Regions from separate parts of the Mus musculus genome. Here region 1 is linked to region 2. A link is a contact called in ENCODE Hi-C or POLR2A ChIA-PET data. All regions are on one chromosome and are shown on one strand. The core of a region is the stretch at or near the end of the contact, and the rest is flanking DNA. Distances in the headings are between cores, read along the strand shown.

Evidence for each region. A loop is a pair of places that touch in the nucleus more often than their neighbours do. ChIA-PET counts read pairs that join two places held with the same protein, here RNA polymerase II (POLR2A).
Region 1: a loop to region 2 is called in a map of heart, with 2.2 times the contacts of the local background. The contact joins the promoter of Prelid3b here to the promoter of Ctsz in region 2. A Hi-C loop is called at or near these places in 3 of 37 maps with a recorded cell type or tissue (T-helper 1 cell, heart and v-Abl transformed pro-B cells). POLR2A ChIA-PET finds 5 or more read pairs at or near these places in 3 of 5 experiments (Patski and embryonic stem cell).

Annotation. Positions count from the first base shown.
Region 1 is chr2:174,468,412-174,474,368 of GRCm38, reverse strand. It overlaps Prelid3b (PRELI domain containing 3B), which reads left to right and starts at 1,428. Exons shown (of 6, transcript NM_025531.2): 1 at 1,428-1,537; 2 at 4,864-5,032. The coding sequence starts at 1,506. It overlaps Gm38546 (a long non-coding RNA gene), which reads right to left and starts at 1,358. Exons shown (of 2, transcript XR_867090.2): 1 at 780-1,358; 2 at 260-555.
Region 2 is chr2:174,435,212-174,441,068 of GRCm38, reverse strand. Ctsz (cathepsin Z) reads left to right here and starts at 2,030. Exons shown (of 6, transcript NM_022325.5): 1 at 2,030-2,319; 2 at 2,741-2,904. The coding sequence starts at 2,171. It also overlaps the pseudogene Rpl30-ps5.

The DNA of each region.
Region 1 (5,957 bases), core at 179-2,678, 34 kb before region 2:
ACTGCACTAGAGCCAGTAATACACAGCACTAACTTCACATCTTAACAAAGGCTGGGGCCCTCTCAGCAGCCCTTAAAACATTATCTCCCCAAGAAATCACTCAAAGTACTGAATATATATATATATAATCCCCCAGGTAAAACAAATTACACTTAGCAGCTACCAACCATATTATTTCCTTCCTGTCTAATATAATTTTTCTATCTTTTAAAATATAAACTGCTTTGGCTATTTTAAAAAAAAAAATGATCCACCCTCCTAAATTAACCTGGCTTTATTTGTTTTTAACAATTGAACAAACTAGGGACAAAGGGTAATTCTAAGTAGCTCTTTAAGTACCGAGATGCAAAGATTTTCCTCCAACTGTCATTTCAAAAGGCAAATTGTTCTGTCGGGAGGCACAGGATGCGGGGAACAGGGTGCGCAGAGGTGGGAAGCTACACCTGAAACCCAAGCCAAGCAGTTCGTCCATCTTACCCGGCACATCTCTGAATAGAACCACATGCCATCCGCTCCTGCCCCCTCACTTCTTAGTCATTCTCTCACGAATGTCATCTGTAATTATTAGGTACAGGGAGGAAATCACTGAACAAGCCTAGCAAGAGCCTCACCCTCACGTGCCTACAGACTAGAAGTCAAGCAGATAAACTAAATGGCCTAATTAATTCATTCCTCAAATAACTATTTCATTTTCAATAACCTTTAAACCCCTGCTATCCAGAGGTGCTGAGTGCCATGATGGAGACAGGCCAGGGCTGGCTTTCTGGGGGATGACTTACAATGGGAGCTAACAGATAAACAAGATGACTCCAGAGTGGTAATTGCTGAGGAATATGTAACAGGAAGTTGTGGAGGCACAGGAGGGCGTGGGCATCACTGAGAAATGGTGATGGAGATGACCTATGACCGTAGAGCAATTGGTCCAGCCCTGTCTGGGTGGCCTGTTCCACCAAGGGTAACCAACCCTGGGCTGGCAAGGGCACGGGTGCTGATTGAAACCACCCCTGTCCCGCCACCCCACTGCTTAGATTGAAGAGGTGGGACTAACTCTCTAAGACCACACCACAAAACCGTACTCTGGCAAACGCCGCCAGGCTCAGCCACATCCAATGAGAACTTTAGACACATATCAGCAACCCGCCAAACCAGCCAAAAAGTCCCGCCGCCAAGGCCCGCGCATGCGTAGTGCGGCGCCGGCCGGCCGCCTCACTTTTCGGCTCTGCGCCGGCGCACTGAGCCTTCACGAAGGAGGGACTTGATTGCGCCGAGCATGGGGGGCGGGGCTTGGTTGCTCTGAGCCAAGAAGACTGGGCAGGACTGCGCCGCGGGGCGGAGCCAAACCCGGCTTGGCTAGGCCGCGGGATGGCACTTCCGGGCGTCCTAGCGCCTGGCTCGACGGCGCCTGCGCGCTGCGAGGCCGGCCGGCCGGGACGGGGCGGGGCCGGCGAACTTCTGTGCCTCACTGTCCCCGGACACTGAGGGACACCGGGCAGGCAGCTGGCACCATGAAGATCTGGACTTCGGAGCACGTCTTTGAGTGAGTGTGGGTGCGGCGCCCGCCTCCGGCGCCCTCGGGGAACTTCCTGGCGTCGGGTGTAGCGAGACAAGCGGAGCTCGGGACTCGGGGGGATCGCCAAGGTCACGACCCCGACCCGAGCTAGGGCTCCCTGTCCCCAGGCCTGGGAATTCCTCCCACACCGTCGCCACTGACGGAAGACAAGAGCGGGCCGTCGAGCCTGATCCGGAAGTGACTCCAGGGGTCACAGAGCACGAGGCCCGAGGGCTTCACAGGGTTTTGGGGTGTCCTGAGCGCCGACGTATCCAGGGTATCCTGGAGTTTCCTGACTGATACCTGACAGACTCACCGGGACCTGACTGAACCCCGACGGCTTGTGGTGGCTGGAGTGCCCTGACTGATACCTGACAGACTCACGGTGTCGTGGCTGAACCCCAGTGATGGCATGATGGCCTGAGTGACCTGGGTTGTTCTGACTGAAATCCCCCATGTTATAGCGCCCCTCACCCCCACGGACATCTAGAAAGCTGGCCACCCACGTGGAGTGTCTTCCTGTTGGTCTCAGCTCATGCTACCATGATGCCAAACATTGATGACAGTCAATCTGGAGAGCAGATCTCTTGATTTCTTGATCAAGATCTCTTGATCTAGAGACCAGGGCCTGCTCTTGCAGATAATTTGTCACCTCTGTTTCCTATTCCTCTCAGCCATGACAGCTGACTGATAGCCAGTGTCTGCTATCACATCCAGTCACAGCTTTATGGTTCTCTGAACTTATAGTGGGAAACAGGATCAGAGTCAGTGGGGTGTTGGGAATTATACCACCCAGGTTCATGGTGCCACACACAAGAACAACAGAGCTTTCTACCTAAATAACTGGTTTACGCCTTGTTCCAGCCCTCCTTTCTGACTGATTTATTGTGCTCTATTCTACAATGTCATCTTGTCATAGTTATTGTTGACTTACATCCGAAACCACTTCCAGATGATCTGAGCTCCTTCACTCACTTGGCCAATGTTGCCACACTGTTTTAATAGTATAGCTTTATGGTGCCTTTTAATCTACAAATGCCAATCCTGATTACTGAGGGTAATTGTAAAAGAAGTTTTACATAGTAGATCATATCTGAGTACCTGCTGTGTCCCAGAAAGGACAAACTACTAGAACTAGAAGGGACTCTCAACGTTTGTACCACTTCTGGGACTGAGGGGCTGTGGTCCTTAGGATGCTGTCTGTTTCAGAACAAGGGGTTCTGGACCCCAGTCCTCTTCTACATCTGAATGCTTTGCTTCAGAGCTGTTGGCCCAAAGTGTCATCCTTAGAACTTAGAACTTGTTCCTCCCTTACGGTTCTCTACATCTATACTCTTTCCTCGGCTTGCCTCCCCCCTCACCCCCCCTACCCCAACCCTTGGATCCATCCCTTCCCTTTCCTAACGGCATGTGTTCAATGAAAGTCGGTCGTTGGTGATCCTAGTCTATTTTTGCCACAGACCTCTGGAGTAGATGAAAGCTGAAGGACCTGTCTTCTAGAAGATAGATACACAACTGCTCCCTGGGAGGAGCCCAGCAGTGCCTTGTATCCAGACCGGTTGGGCCACCCAAAGTCCCAGCCTACATGCACTTTGGCACCAGGATCTGTATGTCAGCCAGGATGGTGCTGCATGCCTGTAACCCTAACAGTTTGGGAGCCTGAGACAGGAGAATTCCCATGAATATCAGGCTAGCCTGAACATCCGGGTACACAGTGTGTGCTGGGCAGCCAGGACAGCATAGCAAGGCCACATCTCAAAACAGTAACAGAGACAGAAGCGCACTGAACTTCCCACTTCGCCTCCTGAATTGCAGTCTTGATGTCTTGCTTCCTTTTTCAGGGTTCCATCTTGAGAACATTGCTCTCTCAAGCAGGACTCTAGGTCATTCCTCATCCAACCTAGCTTGGATTTTTTTGGGCACTGTCTTCTTGAGAAGCCCTGATTAACCAGTCACTACCAAAGCTGCTTGGTATGTTTTTAGTCTCACTCCACCGATTTCCATACTGTCTGTGTCCTTGCTTTCTGAAGATGGATTTCAAACTCTACATATTGTATAAGTGAGCCTTAATTTGTTTTTAATCTCAAGCCCTATTCCACAGTCAACAAAGGTCTGTAAGTAGAAGCTTCATAAATCTAAACAGTCCCCAAATGGCAGTGATATAGGCCAAGGCCTCTTCTTGTCACTATGGCAACTATCTAAAATGAAAATCAGAGGAGGCCCTTCTTGGTCCCTCATCCAATCAGGAAGCATGGTTAGCTACCGACCATGCACTTATCTCCTCCCCCATTCTGAAAATTAATAAACATCCTGGGGCCACCGTGCCTTATTGTGGTTTTTCCATATCTCTTCTCTTCAGGCCAATAGGGAAACATCACTGTTGACCTAGCTCAAGCTTCACCAAGGGCAGATACATGATAGCTCGTGTCCCCGCAGTTAGGTTTATCTGCATTAACATAGCATCACTATGTGAAGAAGACCCTGGCCACAGCTGACTGGCCTGTCCAATCTCACTCCTGTAATGGGAACACTGGTAACTGACAGAAGTGGAAGCAGTTATCTTGGACAGGGCAGTGCCTAGGACAAACTGTACAATCAGTTGATGGGGGGGGGGGGGGGTCTCAAAACTTACTGCACACCTGAGCACCAATCATGTGTCGTGCCTCCGAAGTCCCCGAAAAATCCAAGCTGGGTTGGATGAAGAATCACAGTTTGCTCCCGGAGGCAGGTGATCATGCTAAAGGAGGTCATCAGGGCCTCCACCTTTCCTATTGCGCGGCCTTTGCAGAGCAGAAGCCAGACATGGAAAAAACAGCGGGGAATGACCAAGGGAGCTCATGTTATTTACCATATTGATAAGGAAGATGCTAATTGTGAATTGGTGGTGGGACCTTCCTAGTTCTTATCACGGGTCCTGAACTTCTTATAGCTATACAATTGTGGTCAGATGCAGGAATGAATGGTAGGCTGGCATTTTCCCACTTGTTTCTATGAACATCATTTCTTTAATGCATGTTCATGGGCTGTTTTTTCTTCCCTCCTGTGGAAGTGGATAGTGGTAAAGATTGAGAAAGGACTATCATGATGGCTAGCCTCTGTAAAGTGCTTTGCTTCAGAGATATCAGATGTGTCAAACAGTCTGTGTTCTGGAAAACACTGAAGTCTGTTCACATTTAAAATCGTCATCACTCAGCATCTTCAAAAGTTACTTCCCCACAAAAACCTATTGCCATCATGAGGCCTGACTCGCTGTGGTAGAAGAATGGTTTACCTCATCCGCAGTTTTACACATTCAGTTTCTGGTTTGTCTGCAGCCATCCATGGGAAACAGTCACTACGGCTGCAATGCAGAAATATCCAAACCCCATGAACCCGAGTGTGGTTGGCGTCGACGTGCTGGACAGACATGTCGATCCCTCTGGAAAGTTGCACAGCCACAGACTGCTCAGCACAGAGTGGGGCCTGCCTTCCATTGTGAAGTCTGTAAGTGTGCTAGCGTGTTCTACCATGCTTCCATTCGAATGCTAGGTGTGGTTTTTGCATGGGTTGGAATTGCATTCTAAAAAAGGATTTCGGAGCGTGAGATGAATCGGAAGTACTGTTCATTCATGGCTGCAGGAAGCTGGCCCTGGAGCAGGAGTCACATCTTACCCTGCTTTTGCCGCAGCCTGAGGCCTGTGATGAGATTCACAATGGTGGGGTCCTGGCTATTGGGTGACAGTGGGCTCTTGTCGGTTGTTTCCATTAAATGACAAGAATTCTGTTTGCAGTGCTTTTTTCACATTTAGGCCATGGTGTCTACGTTTAGAAGTAGTTCTGTTTCTATGACAAATGACCAAGCTTTAGTTAGCTGATAGAGACAGTGAGAAATTAGAGTGCCAGTCAGTGATGATACAACTGATGTGTGCTTAAATCCAGGTTTCTGCATTGTCTCTTTAGAGAAGGTTGCTCAATTCAGGATAGGGAGGAGGGTGAGCCTCTGGGACACTCCCAGGGAGGAGCACTGGCTACGGATATACTCCCCCTTCAGCTGTGATTCCTGCTTTTACGTAGATAATGGGGACATGGGGCTTCTCTCTGTGCTGGTTGAGACTCTGACTGGTCTAGTCAGTGTTCTGGACTCTATTAGACACTGTACTTCCCCAGTTCTTATGACTTCTAGACGTCCTTTTCCCTGCCCCACTATCCCACCTCTACAAATACAGTGTCACATCATGACAAGTATAGCGTCACATCATCGGTGAGCTGGCTACTAGTTGCCTCTGGGGAAGGTTCTTCAGTAGGGCATATGACCATCTTGGGATCCTCTGTGTGAGAGTCCCTGTTGCCTCCAGTAAGTTTTGGTTCAGTATAATTAACACAGCTGTACCTTCAGATGAAAGATTGACACGCTTGGCTGGCAACTGAT
Region 2 (5,857 bases), core at 781-3,280:
GTGTCCATCAGTACAGTGGCACTAATATTGAACTGGGTACAGCGTGTGGAAAATACTACAGCGTATGCACACTGGCTATCATTGACCCAGGTGATTCTGATATTATTAGAAGCACGCCAGAACAGACTGGTGAGAAGTAAACAAGAAAGTTTTCCTTTAATAAAACTTTGCCAGAGAGCCTTAAAAAAAGAAGAAGAAGAAGAAGAAGAAGAAGAAGAAGAAGAAGAAGAAGAAGAAGAAGAAGAAGAAGAAGAAGAAGAAGAAGAAGAAGAAGAAGAAGAAGAAGAAAAGCCGCCCCTGGCTGGCTTCTGGGGGGGGGACGACAACCTCTGTTACTCACAAAATATTTTCAGCTCTTCCTTTCTTCCTTCTTTCCTTCCTTTCATTCATTTTAATTAATTAATTAGCTAATTAACTAATTCAGAAGTTGAGCACACAGACTGCCCTTCCAGAGGGCCAGAGCTCTGTTCTCAGCACCCACATCTATTGGCTCACAGCAGCTTCTAACTCCAGTTCCATGGTGCTGGGTATGCTCTTCCGGCCTCCAAGGACACCCAGACTCATGCACACATATAACATATAGGCACACATAGACGACACATTATTTAAAGTGTATATTTTGTTAATTTTAAAACTCCACTCATTCATTTGCTCGTTATCTGTGCCAGGGATTGAACTTGGGACCGTGAGCACACTGAGTACACACTCTCCCGATAAACGCTGCTGCCCTATTGTGCTCTTCACTAGACCTTGCCTGTGGGATGCCATAGAATCGCCAAGACCAATTGTCCCCTTCCTGCGAGAGAGAGCCCATGTGGAACCCACGTGGGAGGCGACACTCCCCCAGAGTGGACCGAAGGGCTCTAAGGTCAATGCATGGTCACTACTGGGGAGAACTGGCTTAGGGAACTCAGGTCTCTGCCTGGGCCTTGGGAGGCCCTCATTCCTACCAGGCTACTTACCACCCAGCAGAAGGGAGAGGTTGCCATGACCCCCCAGGATGAAAGATTTCAACATACAGATGCCAGTGTTCATTTGCCTCCGTGACTACTTTATAGCAACAGGGAACAAAACTCTTGCGTTGTTAAGGGTAGCCCCAAGTTTGCTTCTGAGGTCTTGTTCTGCTCTCTGACAGGAGGTATCCAGCAGGCTTTTGAGTCTTGTTGGAATCCTGGGTGATCTGGAAAGGCAGGCAGCAAGACAGCCATTATGATTTCTGACTGCCCCTATCCACAGACAGAGGAATGGCTGTAGCCCCACTGGCCATCGCGCATCAGGAATCTCACACCCACCACCTGGAGAGAGCCTGAGATAAAACACCAGGGGATGTTTCTTACAGAAGAAGAGATAGCTTTGTGGCCTGGGACTGCTGACAATAGCTCACGGGGCACAGGGGGAAGGGGAAATTCTCCCATTACGAAACCTAGGCTGGCCAGGTCCCACTTCTTTCTCAGTTCCTCATCTTGGAAGAGTCTGGTTAGCAGGGACCCTTTCCAGAACCCCAGGGACTCACGATATATGTGCCAAGTGAAAAAAAAGAAAAAAAAGAAAAAAGAAAAGAGTAATCCTGGAAGGATCCTTCTCTGTGAAGGAGAGCTGTCTCTTCAGGAAAAGCCTGGGTCTTGGGGGGTGGAGAGGAGGGGCTCAGAAAGCCAGGCTAGAGTCCAATGCTGGGTATGACCCACACCTTCTTCCAGCCTCAGGATATCTCTGTGCGCTCCTAGGGAGACCTAACCTAATGGGACACTGCACCACACTCCAGAGCAGAGAAACAAAAGAATCTGGGCTGAGTGGGCCAATGGAAGCCTGCTGAGCCCTACCCTGCTCCAGGATGCCTGGGTCTCTGAATAGTAAACTTAAGTTTTGCTGTCAGTCCGTGTTATCACAATGGCTGGTGGCACTGTCAGGTCTGGGGTCTGGTTGTGTGACCCCAGGTTCTGCTGATCCGGTTGTTTGATTCCTAGTGAGGCAGATTATCTCCTGGGGGCTGCCGAGCGGGGCGGGGCGGGGGCAGGAGCAGCGGGGAAGGCCCCGCCCTCGGGGTGTGTCCAACTTGGGCGCCTCCTAAAGGACCGGGCGGGGCGTCCCGAGCGCGTGGGCCTGCGGGTCGGGTCAAGAGGTCGAAGGTGCTGCGCGTGATCCAGGATCCGAATTGGCCCGGAGCAGGAGCATGGCGTCGTCGGGGTCGGTGCAGCAGCTGCCCCTGGTGCTGCTGATGTTGCTGTTGGCGAGTGCGGCACGGGCCAGACTCTACTTCCGCTCGGGCCAGACTTGCTACCATCCCATTCGCGGGGACCAGCTGGCTCTGCTGGGGCGCAGGTGGGCGCGGGGCTGTGCCTAGGGAGGAAAAGGGTCAACTTCTAGGCCAGGCGCGCACCCCCTGACACTTGGGACCTTGCCCCATCCTCCCTCATTAGGCCTGGGAAGCACAAATCCCATCCCTTCCTTTTGGGATGATTTTCACATCCGGGGAGCTCTGGGGTTTGCTGGTTTGGGCAGTTCTCGCCTCTACTGCCTTTGTTAGTGAGCATTAGCGTATTTCGGAGATGCTCTGTCACATTCAGCTTCCAATAGTCCTGGGTTCTGCTGGTGGCTCTTCTGGGTCAAGTTCTGAACCGACCACAGTTTGGGAAGAAGGCCAACAGGAGAAATGACTGGATTTGTGGCCCTGGTGGGGGTAGGGAGAGGGGAGGCCCTATGCGTTCCAGAGTTGGTTTCCATTGCCATGATGTCCTCCCAGGACTTATCCTCGGCCGCATGAGTACCTGTCCCCAGCGGATCTCCCCAAGAATTGGGACTGGAGAAATGTGAACGGTGTCAACTATGCCAGCGTCACCAGGAACCAGCACATCCCACAGTACTGTGGTTCCTGCTGGGCCCACGGCAGCACCAGTGCCATGGCAGGTAGGTGGCCTGGCGCTCCATGCTAAGCCTAGGGCAGGGCCAGTATCTTGGCCAGGTGGGTGGCTGCACTTCACCATCCAATCTACCTTTAGGTGAGCCATGATAGCCATAGCCCGGGGCTACAGGGGCCCATGGCCCTGTACCATGATTCAGACTTGGATTTCCCCTCAGCCAGAGTGAGGTGGCTGTGTCATTCTGGAGTTCTCTCCTGTGGGCCTACTAGGGCCTCTGTGGGACAGGCTTGGGCTGGAATCTGGTGACAAGTGGCTCCCAGGAACCTTCCCTTCCTCAGAACTTGTGACTTCAGCCATTGAGAACCATGGGACCGGTGTTGCAAAATCACTGAGTTCACAGTTGGTTTGTGGGGCGTGGAAGTGAAACTGCTTCTCAGTAGCAGCTGGCATTTGAGGTGAACATGTTCCCCAGTACGAAATGGCCCCCCCAGCTCTCTTCTTCGAACCTTAGCCTGGCCGCCCAAGAGTCAAGTAGAAGTTCATTCAGTAGGAAGAGAGAGGCCCCAGAGGGCTGCTGTGCCCTTCCTTGGTAGAGGAAGCAGGAGCCAGGGAGTGCCAATCTACCTGTAGCATGGAGATTCAGCTTTGCCATCCCCAGAGGTGGTTCCTGGAAACCAATGGGGAAGGGAGTCTCCTGCCTGGGAGTGGGACTCAGCCAGTGTCCTCTCTTGATTGGGTATCTTTTTGGCCAAGTCTGTTGTAGGTGGAGCCTAGGTTGAGGATTAAGAAAATGAAATTTCATTACTGAAATGGCAGTGCTCTTGCCCGTAGGGCTTATGTAGGTCTTGCCTGCCAGTTGGCTCTCAGTGCCCAGCCTAGGAAGCCTCTTTCAGGTCGGGAGACTGCGTTGTGAGATGGATGGCAGCTTCAGTTCAGCCCATCAGCCTGGACTCTCTTTTGAGGATGAGGGGTTCCTGTCTGAGGGCAGTCTGTACCCCAGCAGTAGCCAGGGGCAGATGTAGCTGTGGCCCCTCATAGAGCCACCTCTGAGGGCTGGGGCATACTGCTGACTTTTCAGAAAGAGGAAGAAAGAAAGAAGGTGGGCTGACAAGAGGTACTTACCAAGCAGGCAGGGGGTAAGGAGTGGGCAGCCATAGCAGAGGAGTAGAGCAAAGTCCGGGGCGCTTAGGAATGGTGTGGCCAGACTGCTGTTGGGGAAGCGAAAGGCCCCTCTCAGCAGAGCATAGTGTGGGGTGAGTGTGACATGGAGTGGGAAAGATCCTTGGGTCTCTGGATCGAGTTAAACGAGGAGGGTGTAGAACATTGCAGGATCAGGAGAGATGGCCAGAGGCTGTTGGGCCTACCCCTCTTGGGTGGGCACTAGGCCCTACCGAGGTTGTATCTTCCCAGTTGCTACAAGGCAGTGTCCTTGGGGAAAATGGCTGCTTCGTTCTTTTCTTCTTCTTCTTCTTCTTCATTTTTTTTTTTTTTTTTTTTTGGTTTTTCGAGACAGGGTTTCTCTGTGTAGCCCTGGCTGTCCTGGAACTCACTTTGTAGACCAGGCTGGCCTTGAACTCAGAAATCCGCCTGCCTCTGCCTCCCGAGTGCTGGGATTAAAGGCGTGCGCCACCACGCCCGGCTCCGTTCTTCTTAAGTCCCCGACATCTTCGTCAGTAGCAGTCAGAGCCTTGCTTCCTCTTTCGATGAGTAGACATCAGAGAGGACTTCCGTGGGGCCCTGGCCATTTGCCAGGGACAGAGCAGGAGACTAGTATACCTTTCCCCGTCTCTGGGTTAAGGGGCGTGTGGGTTCTTTAATGAAGCGTTTGCCAATGGTTGATGCGGTTAAGCATCCAAGCGGCCTCTCCTTGACCAGTCACTTCTGATAGGTGACCAAGAGACCCTTGGTCCCACCCGTCTCTCACTGCCCTGTTGCTCCTGTTGGGTTAGCTGGAGCCAGCCCCATCCCCCGCCCACGTGCTCCTCTGTGCCCTCACCAGCCTCACTTCCGCATTGCCTCACGTCGAGTTTTTTAGCTCCTCAGGCCAGGCTACCAGGCTTCCTAACATCCTAACGATGGGGTGGAGCGAGTCCCTCGCTGTACCACACCCGGCTCTGCCTCCTTCCTAGGACCTTTGCTTCGCCAGTCCCCACACTTCTGAGTTCTGGGTTCCCAGCAGTGACCTTTTCCTAACTTTCCTGTCCGTGTGCTGCTGCCCTCTGACCTCCATTCCTGCGGCCTTCAGCCCCAGACATTCAGGTCATCTTACTCACCAAGCCCATCCTGCCCCTGAGGACACTCAAGCAAAAGCTTAGAGGTTATCAAACTCACCTTACGTTCCTCCTGCAAACTGGTCCCAGGTTCTTTAGCTGTTCCATTCGTCCCTAGTGAGGGCACTACATGGTGTCTTTCCTAACACCTTGGCTCCTGTCTGGTCACAGACCGTATGCTTGCTAAACCTGAGTTCCATCCTATTTCTTTATTTGATACCATCTCAGGATTCCAAAGACAGGTCCTTCTCTGACCTCCAGAGCCTGCACAGTTATCTGGCTCCTCCTCCTTCTTGTCCTCATGTCAGCAGGTGAGGAATAGTCACCTTCATACCCAAGTTGCTCCTCTCCTTTTCTAATGTCCTCTCGCTCCTCTCCTTGGATGAGAGTTTTGGTTATTGCTCTATTGCTGCAATGAGACACCATGACCAAGGCCACTTTCAAAAGGCAGCATGTAACTGGGGCTTTGCTTACGACCGTCATGGTGGGAAGCATGGCAGCAGGCATGGTGCTGGAACAGTCGCTAAGGACTTACAATCTGATCCAGGGCCCAGAGGTAGAGAGGTGCGGGCTTTTTTAAACCTCAGAGCCCAACCCTAGAGGCACAGCTCCTCCAAGGCCACACCTCCTAATTCTTCCCCAAATAGTCCACCAACTGGAGACCAAGCATTCAAACACATGAGACTATGGGGGCCGTTCTCATTCAAACCGCCACGGATAAACATCTCC